Regions from separate parts of the Homo sapiens genome. Here region 2 is linked to region 1. The links are chromatin loops, found by intact Hi-C in ENCODE. Cell type or tissue: heart right ventricle. All regions are shown on one strand.

The links. Peaks named below come from ENCODE experiments on the same cell type or tissue, not always from the same donor. Only the 100,000 strongest peaks of a DNase experiment are listed, where the experiment ranks them.
Region 2: it touches region 1 in a loop (2.2-fold over the local background); 4 of 110 quality-filtered maps call a loop at or near these places.

Annotation. Positions count from the first base shown.
Region 1 is chr1:170,143,691-170,147,690 of GRCh38, reverse strand. It overlaps NTMT2 (N-terminal Xaa-Pro-Lys N-methyltransferase 2), which reads right to left and starts at 1,732. Exons shown (of 4, transcript NM_001136107.2): 1 at 1,430-1,732. The coding sequence starts at 1,583. RefSeq lists enhancers at 1,089-1,619, 1,620-2,151. In heart right ventricle, a CTCF peak has its summit at 2,484; a DNase peak (open chromatin) is centred at 1,770; H3K4me3 peaks cover 1,823 bases; H3K27ac peaks cover 2,877 bases.
Region 2 is chr1:170,352,927-170,356,926 of GRCh38, reverse strand. No RefSeq gene overlaps it. Among named protein-coding and RNA genes, the nearest start is that of LINC01142, 71 kb to the right of the region's middle. In heart right ventricle, no CTCF peak of the experiment used is centred here; no DNase peak of the experiment used is centred here; H3K27ac peaks cover 2,693 bases.

The DNA of each region.
Region 1 (4,000 bases):
TTTCTCCAGTCTAATAAAACCAAAGCTACCAACCTACTCTTATTGAGGTATGGCCTGAAGAGTGTCTCCAGAAAAGCAATGCTTTGCCAGTATATGAAGTGACTAGAACATCATCACCTTCCATTTAAACTGCTGTATTTTTTTTTCCTTTTGGATATAGATGAGATGTATTATACGTCCTAAAAGAATTACTCATGGGCAGTGTGATCTACCAAAAAAAAGCCCTGGACTTTGGTCTTTGCTTTCATATTACTCTATCTAGATTAAATATCATCATCTCTGAATTTTACTTCCCTCCTTTGAAAAAGTAAAATGAAAGGAAGAAGGAGGGAAGATAGGTAGAAAAAAAAATGATAACTTACCCTATCTATTTCATAGTGTGACTATGAGAATCAAATAAAGTCATAGACGATAAAAAGTTTTAGAAAGAAGTTATATAAATATGAGATGAAGGTATTTGTATGTTTAGAATTAAAGATCCCTCATAAATGGATTTACAAAAAGGTTTTGGTAGGCTGCTAACATTCGGTTGCTTGAATGCAATACAAAGAATTATGTAGCTGCTTCGACAGCTGGAAACCCTGACCACATCAAGTGCACAATGGGGCTTTCAAACGACCTTAAGAAAACAGACTAGGCTGATACACAGCCTTCTTGCTTTCACTGGGGGAAAATACAAATCAAAGGGAGAAGGGTATTTTACTCTTTAATGGTAAGTTATTTCCTCTTCAGTGCTGTTTAGGGTGCCCTGAAGTAACTGCTTTCACAGAGGCTGAAAAAAGTAGAGTAGGCAAAACAGATAAGCTTTTTATTGCTCTATTGTCCAATTCTCTGAAAACTAGAGGAGATAACAAAAATGGAGACAGACCACTGACTTCTTAATATTCAAAAACCAAGCTAAAATCTCCTTTTTTTAGGCTCTCTGACTATTCTTGTGATTCAAGAAGACCGCAGAGGATTGTAAGTGTGTACACAAGCACAGACACAGAAACATACATACATAACCCAAGCACATTTTGATCTATCATTATTTAGTCTTTCTTTTTAACTCTTACTCAATGTATTAATGCATTAATACTCTCATCTTTGAATTATCAAATTTGCCCAATTACAATTTTTTGTAAATATTAAACATGTCTGAGTTTCTACAAGCCTGATACTCATGCAACAGACACCCAGAGAAGCAAATCACAGTGCCTGAGGGTGCATGGAAATCCCAAAATAAAGTCCTGACTCTATTTTAGGCACTTAATCTTTGTATTCTCCATAAAGAATTCCACTGAAACATTTCAGCCCAGTGACATTGGTTGTGGAGTTTTTTTTGTCTGAAAAGTGTCCTTGTTTTAAATTCTCTTCTAGAAGCCCCATGACCTCATGCAATCCCATCAGTCATTTCTTGTTTCTTATCTAGTAGCTCTGACTCACTTACCCAGGGGAATTTTTTCCAGCAGGTAGAGATAGCTCTGAAAGAAGTCATTGCGAATGGCTTTGTGAAGGATAAAAGACATGCTATGTCTACAGAGTTCATCGTCGGTCTTCTGCCAGCGGGATCTAAAGGCAAAATGGGCTCCCCGGTGGGCCATGACAAAGGGGGATAATAATGATTCCTACAGAGAAAGGAAGCTTGCCTTGCTGTTTCTTTGAATTAGCCTTCTCTTTCTAAATGAACTTGAGACTGTCATTTTAAACCAGTCCCCTCTCCATCTATATCAGGACAGGCTGTCATGGGTGTGGGGAGGAGGGGCAGCACACAGTGGGAGGGGAGGGCAGGCTCTTGGCACGTCCCTCCGTCTGATTGCTTGGGTGACACCACTCCAAGCCAGCAGGTGCTAAGTAAGGATGAAAACTGGCTGAGAGAGATCCTGCTTCATCCAGGAAAAAGCACGCCTCTCTCCTTTAGCCACCACTTCAAACAGGCAAGAGCACAGCCTGCTAACACCCTGAATATTTGCCTTAATTTGATTTCTAAATTGGAATAGCCTAATTTCCATTTCAAAGAGTTGTGAATATTTTGCAAGAGATCTTGTTCCCTGATTTCCATCACTCCTCGTAGAACACTGAATCCTCAAATTACAAGGACCCTTCAAAGTCATCTTAGCCACTCATGCTCCTTTCATCAGTACAATTTCTCCCAAATAATTTCATAGAAATGTGTATGTGTTTCCTATTTTGAAGGATCTTCAAGAGAAGCAATTATTTGAAAGCTTGTTTTGACGTTAAATATCCTTCTCTGTCAGCAAACTCTTCCATCTAGCTTGCTGTAAACAACAACTATTCATGTAAGCCTGTTTCTTCCTCTCTGCCTACTCTGAATATAATTTTCCTCTTAAGTACATTTGTTTTCTGTACCGGGTATCTTCTGATTGTCCCTCCGGATACACTCTCCACTCTTCATACATTACTATGTGTTCCCCAGGAGGCTGACCTACATCAGTGGACTCCATTGCCCTCTAGCTTCTAGTTGGCTTTAGCCAATGGATAGTGCCAGGAGGAGACAGGAGGAAAGTGAGGTCAAGGTATTTATTCCCTTGGCACCTTCTCTGTGGAAATGCCATGAGCTGACCATATCCTTTAACAAAAGGTCATACGTCTGACCAGGGTCTTCTCATACAAATATCCTCTCCTGGTTCTGTTCATTTCTCCTTCACCTGACTGCTTGAGGCCCAGGGGGAGTGATGTATCAGGTGACAAGCCCAATTCCTTGTAATTTTCCTATACTTGCCCACATATTTGTAAATAGTCCCTTTATTAAACCAGTTCGAATTCCCAATTTGTGAATTCCATCTGTTCCCTACAGGGACCATGACTACTGTTTTCCTCCCCTTATGTTCCTAACAGGAAAATGTGTAAGATCTCAATACACTATTGGCCCTATGCCATGTGCACCCACAGACCCCCTGCCTGTACATATACACATGCTAATATACACAAATGCACACATTATGGTAGGCAACTTCTAATGTGACCCCTGTCTTAGTTCAGGCTGCTCTAACGTATTACCAAAGACTATGTGGCTTAAACAACAAACATTTATTTCTCACAGTTCTGGAAGCTGTGAAGTCAAAGATCAAGGTGCTGGCAGATCCCATGTCTAGTGAGGGCCCTCTGTCTGGTTTGCAGATTGCCCTCTTCTCATTGTGTGCTCACATGGCAGAGAGTTAAATCAAGCTCTTGTGTCTTTTCTTATAAGGGCACTTATCCCCTTCATAAGGGCTCCACCCTCATGACCTAATTATCTCCCAAAGGCCCCCATCTCCAAATCCCAACACATTAGGGCTCAGAATTTCAACATAAAAATTTTGATGGAACACAAACATTCAGTCCACAGCAGTCCATAAGAATCCCCATCTTCTTTCTTCCTGGTATTCACCTCTTCCTGTAATCCTCTTTTTTTGAGTATAGGCTGGACTTAAGGACTCACCGCTGAAGAATAAAATATGGTGAAAGTGATGAGATGTCACTTTTAAGAAGAGGTTATTAAAAGATTGTCTTAGGTGTCTTCTTTCTCTCACTTGCTTGTTTGCCATGTGGGAAGACTGCTGCCTATTGTGAGTGGCCATGTGGAGAGGCCTGCATGTCAAGGAGCTGAAGTCCTAGGTCAAACAGCCCAGAAGACACTGAAATCCACTAACAACAGTGTAAGTGAGCTTGGAAGCGAATCCTTCCCCAATTAACGGTTTGGCTGCAACTTGATGGGAGACCCTAAGTCAGTTATGTCATACCCAGGTTACTAATCCACAGAAATGTGTTTATTATTTTAAGCAACTAAGTTTGGGGATTATTTGTTACAATGCCACAAGATACAATGAATTCATACATTGTCCATGAATTTTTTTTTTTTTTTTTTGAGACAGGGTCACGCTCTGTCACCCAGGCTGGAGTGCAGGGGTGTGATCATGGCTCACTGCAGCCTCAATCTCCCAAGTCTCAAGCAATCCTCCCACCTGATTCTCCAGAGTAGCTAGGACTATGGGCATGCATCAGCACATCTGGATTTTTT
Region 2 (4,000 bases), 210 kb before region 1:
ATAATAACACAGAAAACTGTAAACAAACAAAACAGAATATAACATACTGCTAACTAAGTGATACTTTTCTACCTCTACCACATTCCTTCCTAGGCTAGGGCTCCTACTCATGCAACCAGTATCAGGCAATTGTGAAAGTGAGAATCAATCCAATATGAGCCAGTAGAGGTAGAAAGAAACTGCATAGGTTTCTATTTTTCTGAAAGCCTTCTGTTTCAAGGAAGTTTTGAGGCTTGTACACCTGTTAGACCTCCACCTGATGTCCTATAGCATTACTACTGCCTCCATCTCTTGTGTTTCTACAGCATGAAAGTTGTTCTTTTCCTTTTCAAGAGCCTGCAGGAATTTCTATGAGGAGTGTGTGTAAATGGATGGTATTTAGGTAACCACACTTCTGCTTGTAAGCTATTGGTAAGATTTCATAATTTTATGCCCCTTTGCTTACTTTAAAACTCCTTATTGGGCTTTGTTACCATCAGTGAATTCTCACATTTTTGGGAGTTTTTGAGTCGAAGGGTGTTACTTTGGACATGTTCACAGGCCATTTTACACATTTGAAAGTTGTTCACAGATAAAACATATGAAAACTTGAAACCTTTCTCTTGTGAATAAACAAAATGGTTCAAATAAATCTTTGGTCTACCTGAGGCAGTCCACTTACCCATGTAGAAACTTTCAATAATAATTGGTATGGTCAAGAATTCCTTCAAAGTATTGCCATGGTATATACAAACACAGACTTGAAAACTCTACATGGTTTGAAATGTGATTAACTCCAAAAATACCTCTGTTTATGCTTAGTCTTAACAATAAAAAGATGCTGAAGTTACACTTGACATTTTGGCAACCAAGGACTAATACTACTCTTTAAGGCTCTTCACCCCAAATCAAAGTCAGTCAGAACTCTGTTAATTAAATTATGGAATCCTGACAAGATCTGGATTTTTGCAGTCTAGAAGACCACTCATAGAAGGTAGTCCTTTGACTATTTTTTTTTTCCTCAGGAAAAAATTCGGTCAGATGAGTAACTATAAGTGTATCTACAACATATTTGTGAATCTCAGAGTCCATTGGTGTAATTTAATTTAATAAATATTTCACGCAAAATCCAAGTAGCTAAAAAACTGACTAACTGAGGCAATGTGATTGATGGAAAACTAGAGGGTAATTTTCAAGGTGATTGAACTTACAGAGTAGATCAACTTCAAGGTAGTATGGAAACCATGCCTAGAAGAGCAACACCTGGGTCTGCTTCTATCCAATCTGACCAAGGCAATCAAGTCAGAGCTTTACCAGATGCCTGCAGAATCTGAATGAATTGGCAGATACCCAATGCTTCAGAGAAAGAGAAGGAAAATAGGTCATTTTCTGAGAAAAACCCAACAGAGAATTCTATCCTAGCTACATTACATTTCATGCAAGGGAGACATCTTGTGCTCCATTAAGCCTAGAGTTTTATTTTTAGTAAGGATGAATGGCAGCTTTTCTCTGCTATCTTAGGTGACCTTTTATAAGGTAAATTTATCTGAAAGAGCCAAACATAAAATCTACACTCAGGCTACAGATGAAGCAATGTACATTTTTACCTTGAAATTAAAACACAGCAATCACTTTGGCTAACAATAGAATTCTTCAGCCTCCTATTTTTAAAGCTTTCAGGCTTGAAAAAATACAAATTCTCTAAAATAGAAACTTTAAAGAGAAAGCCATCAATGAACCAGGTTATGTTAAAAACTCAAATTAGAGCTAATGAGTTTATGATGCTGATTTTTAAATTCAATTTAATAAATAACTTGTTGAGTCTATTGTATGCATGAAGCACAGTACTGAGTAAAAATTATAGGCACTACTTCTTTAAGAGAGTTTTTGTCTAGGAGAAAACAAAGATGTATTAAAGGGCCATTTAGCATGATAGAAACTAGAGAGAACACAACACATAACTGTAGGAATATTTCATGGCGCAAATTTCTGGATTTCCCATGCTTGGTCAATCAACTTCAGAAGAATGTGGGAAAGCCAGTGACTTCTCCTCTGAGGGCAGTCCAATGCAAGGGTAAGGAGGGGATTCTGGAACTATAGAAGTGACTAATACCATGAAATGAAAGTGAAAAAGTTACTTGGATCTCTATTTACAAGTTTATTCAAAATTGCCCTGGAAGGGAAAGCCAGCATGTGGATCAAAATAACGCACTTAGGGCTGAAGAGTGAAAAGGTCAGAAACACGACTGGGGAGTGATAGGTCCAAGGCTCAAGAAAGGGACCCTGGGGGACAGTCCAATCCGAAATGGCAAGGGAAAATAAATGGCAATGGAATTTGACCCAAAGCTTTTGGAGCCTTAAGTTTTAAATAAAACGTAAACCTTGAGGGCAAAGTCCTGCTTGCAGAAATCTTATCTCATGGAGAAGAACTATGCTGGGCCCAGAACGCTCTAACCAGTCACTGATACACTAGGGAGACTATCTGGCAGGGTGTGACAGTTCAGAGTGGCACTGTATGCCCTTCTGGATTTGTATAGTCATGTCCAGTTTACCTGTGTCAGACAAGACTTTGACAGGCCTAACAGAAGGAATTATGCAGGGTTGCCAGTTATCCGAGCTGCTGGAAACACCACTAGGCTAGCCAGCCAAAGAAAAATACATGCGCCTGCCAGAAGTAACAAAGTAATGGACTTTCCATGAGCAGCTATCAGTTCTGGATGATTTGTTATTTTTAGAGAAAAGACTTATGTATAGTAGGTACTGCGGTCATTAAGACCTGAACTGATGTGGTTCTTGGATTCAGGATAAGGGTGTGGAGGTGCTAGTGAAGAAATGAAGCATCAAGGCAGAGAATTTGTGTTTCAAAAAAAACAGTAAGATATAAATATTAGGGAAATATACAATAGCTCACACTTTAAAGTATGGAATGTCAAAGTCTAAGCATTCTGTATGGCACTAACAACCTGGCATAAACACATAGTTTGTAATGAGAAGGAAACAAGGGTTTAGGAAATGCAAATATGCTTTACCTATAATTGACATCTATACTGTGTGCCTTAGAAATCGAAAGACAAGATGTATAAAAATTTTTCACACATAATAATAATACTTGATGGTCCTTAACTAAACTGTCTTAAACTGGGATCTATGAGTTCACCTTGGCCCTGTAAGTTTCCAGAAATTTCCTGAGGGTCAATTTAACCCCTAGATCCTTGGGCTTCTGATTTTAATTAAAATATATTTTTTGCAATGTATCAGATAAGATCATGAAATTTCTCAGTAGACACATTTTGAATGATACCTATGGCTTTAAAAACAACCTCCTAAGAAACCAGCAAATATCAGGTACAAAGTCGTAAATATGGAACTTCATACTGTTTTCCTAGACCTTAGCACATTATCTTGCACAAGGTTAGTACCTAGAAAAAACTTGTTGGACTGATAGAGAATAAATTTTTCTCATTAATAAGTGAATCCTATATAAAAGTTAATATCCTTCATAGTAACCTATTTTATTTCTCTTAGAACTAGAAGCATCATTTAATCTAGGAGTGCCAGATGTCATCATTCAATCAAGTATTCAGCATTCTATCTATCTAAATATTCATGAGCCCAGATGCCTAGGAAATGTCAGATTGCCAATACTTCTGTGAAATTATGTAGCAGAAACTGTTCGATGTATGTTTTCGGGAAAACTAGTTCCAGGCTTGAGTCTCTGATTTTACTCAGTATTTAGCTGAAGGTCCATTGTCTTATCTCACAGTTAATATGAAACTTAATACATAGTTTCTTATTAACACTGGAAGGTGTGGGTTAAAATCCCAATTTGTTCCTTTCACATAAAACTGTTTATCTAAATCCAGCAGCAGACAAAGAATGGTATCATGTGCCCATTTCTTAGCAAGACATCCTTCATAGCCTTCCCACCATGGATAACTATTGAAGGTAAAATCAATCTCCAGATGCCATTCATTTGAATTAATGTCTATATTCTTGCATTAATGGTAAGAGAATAATAAGT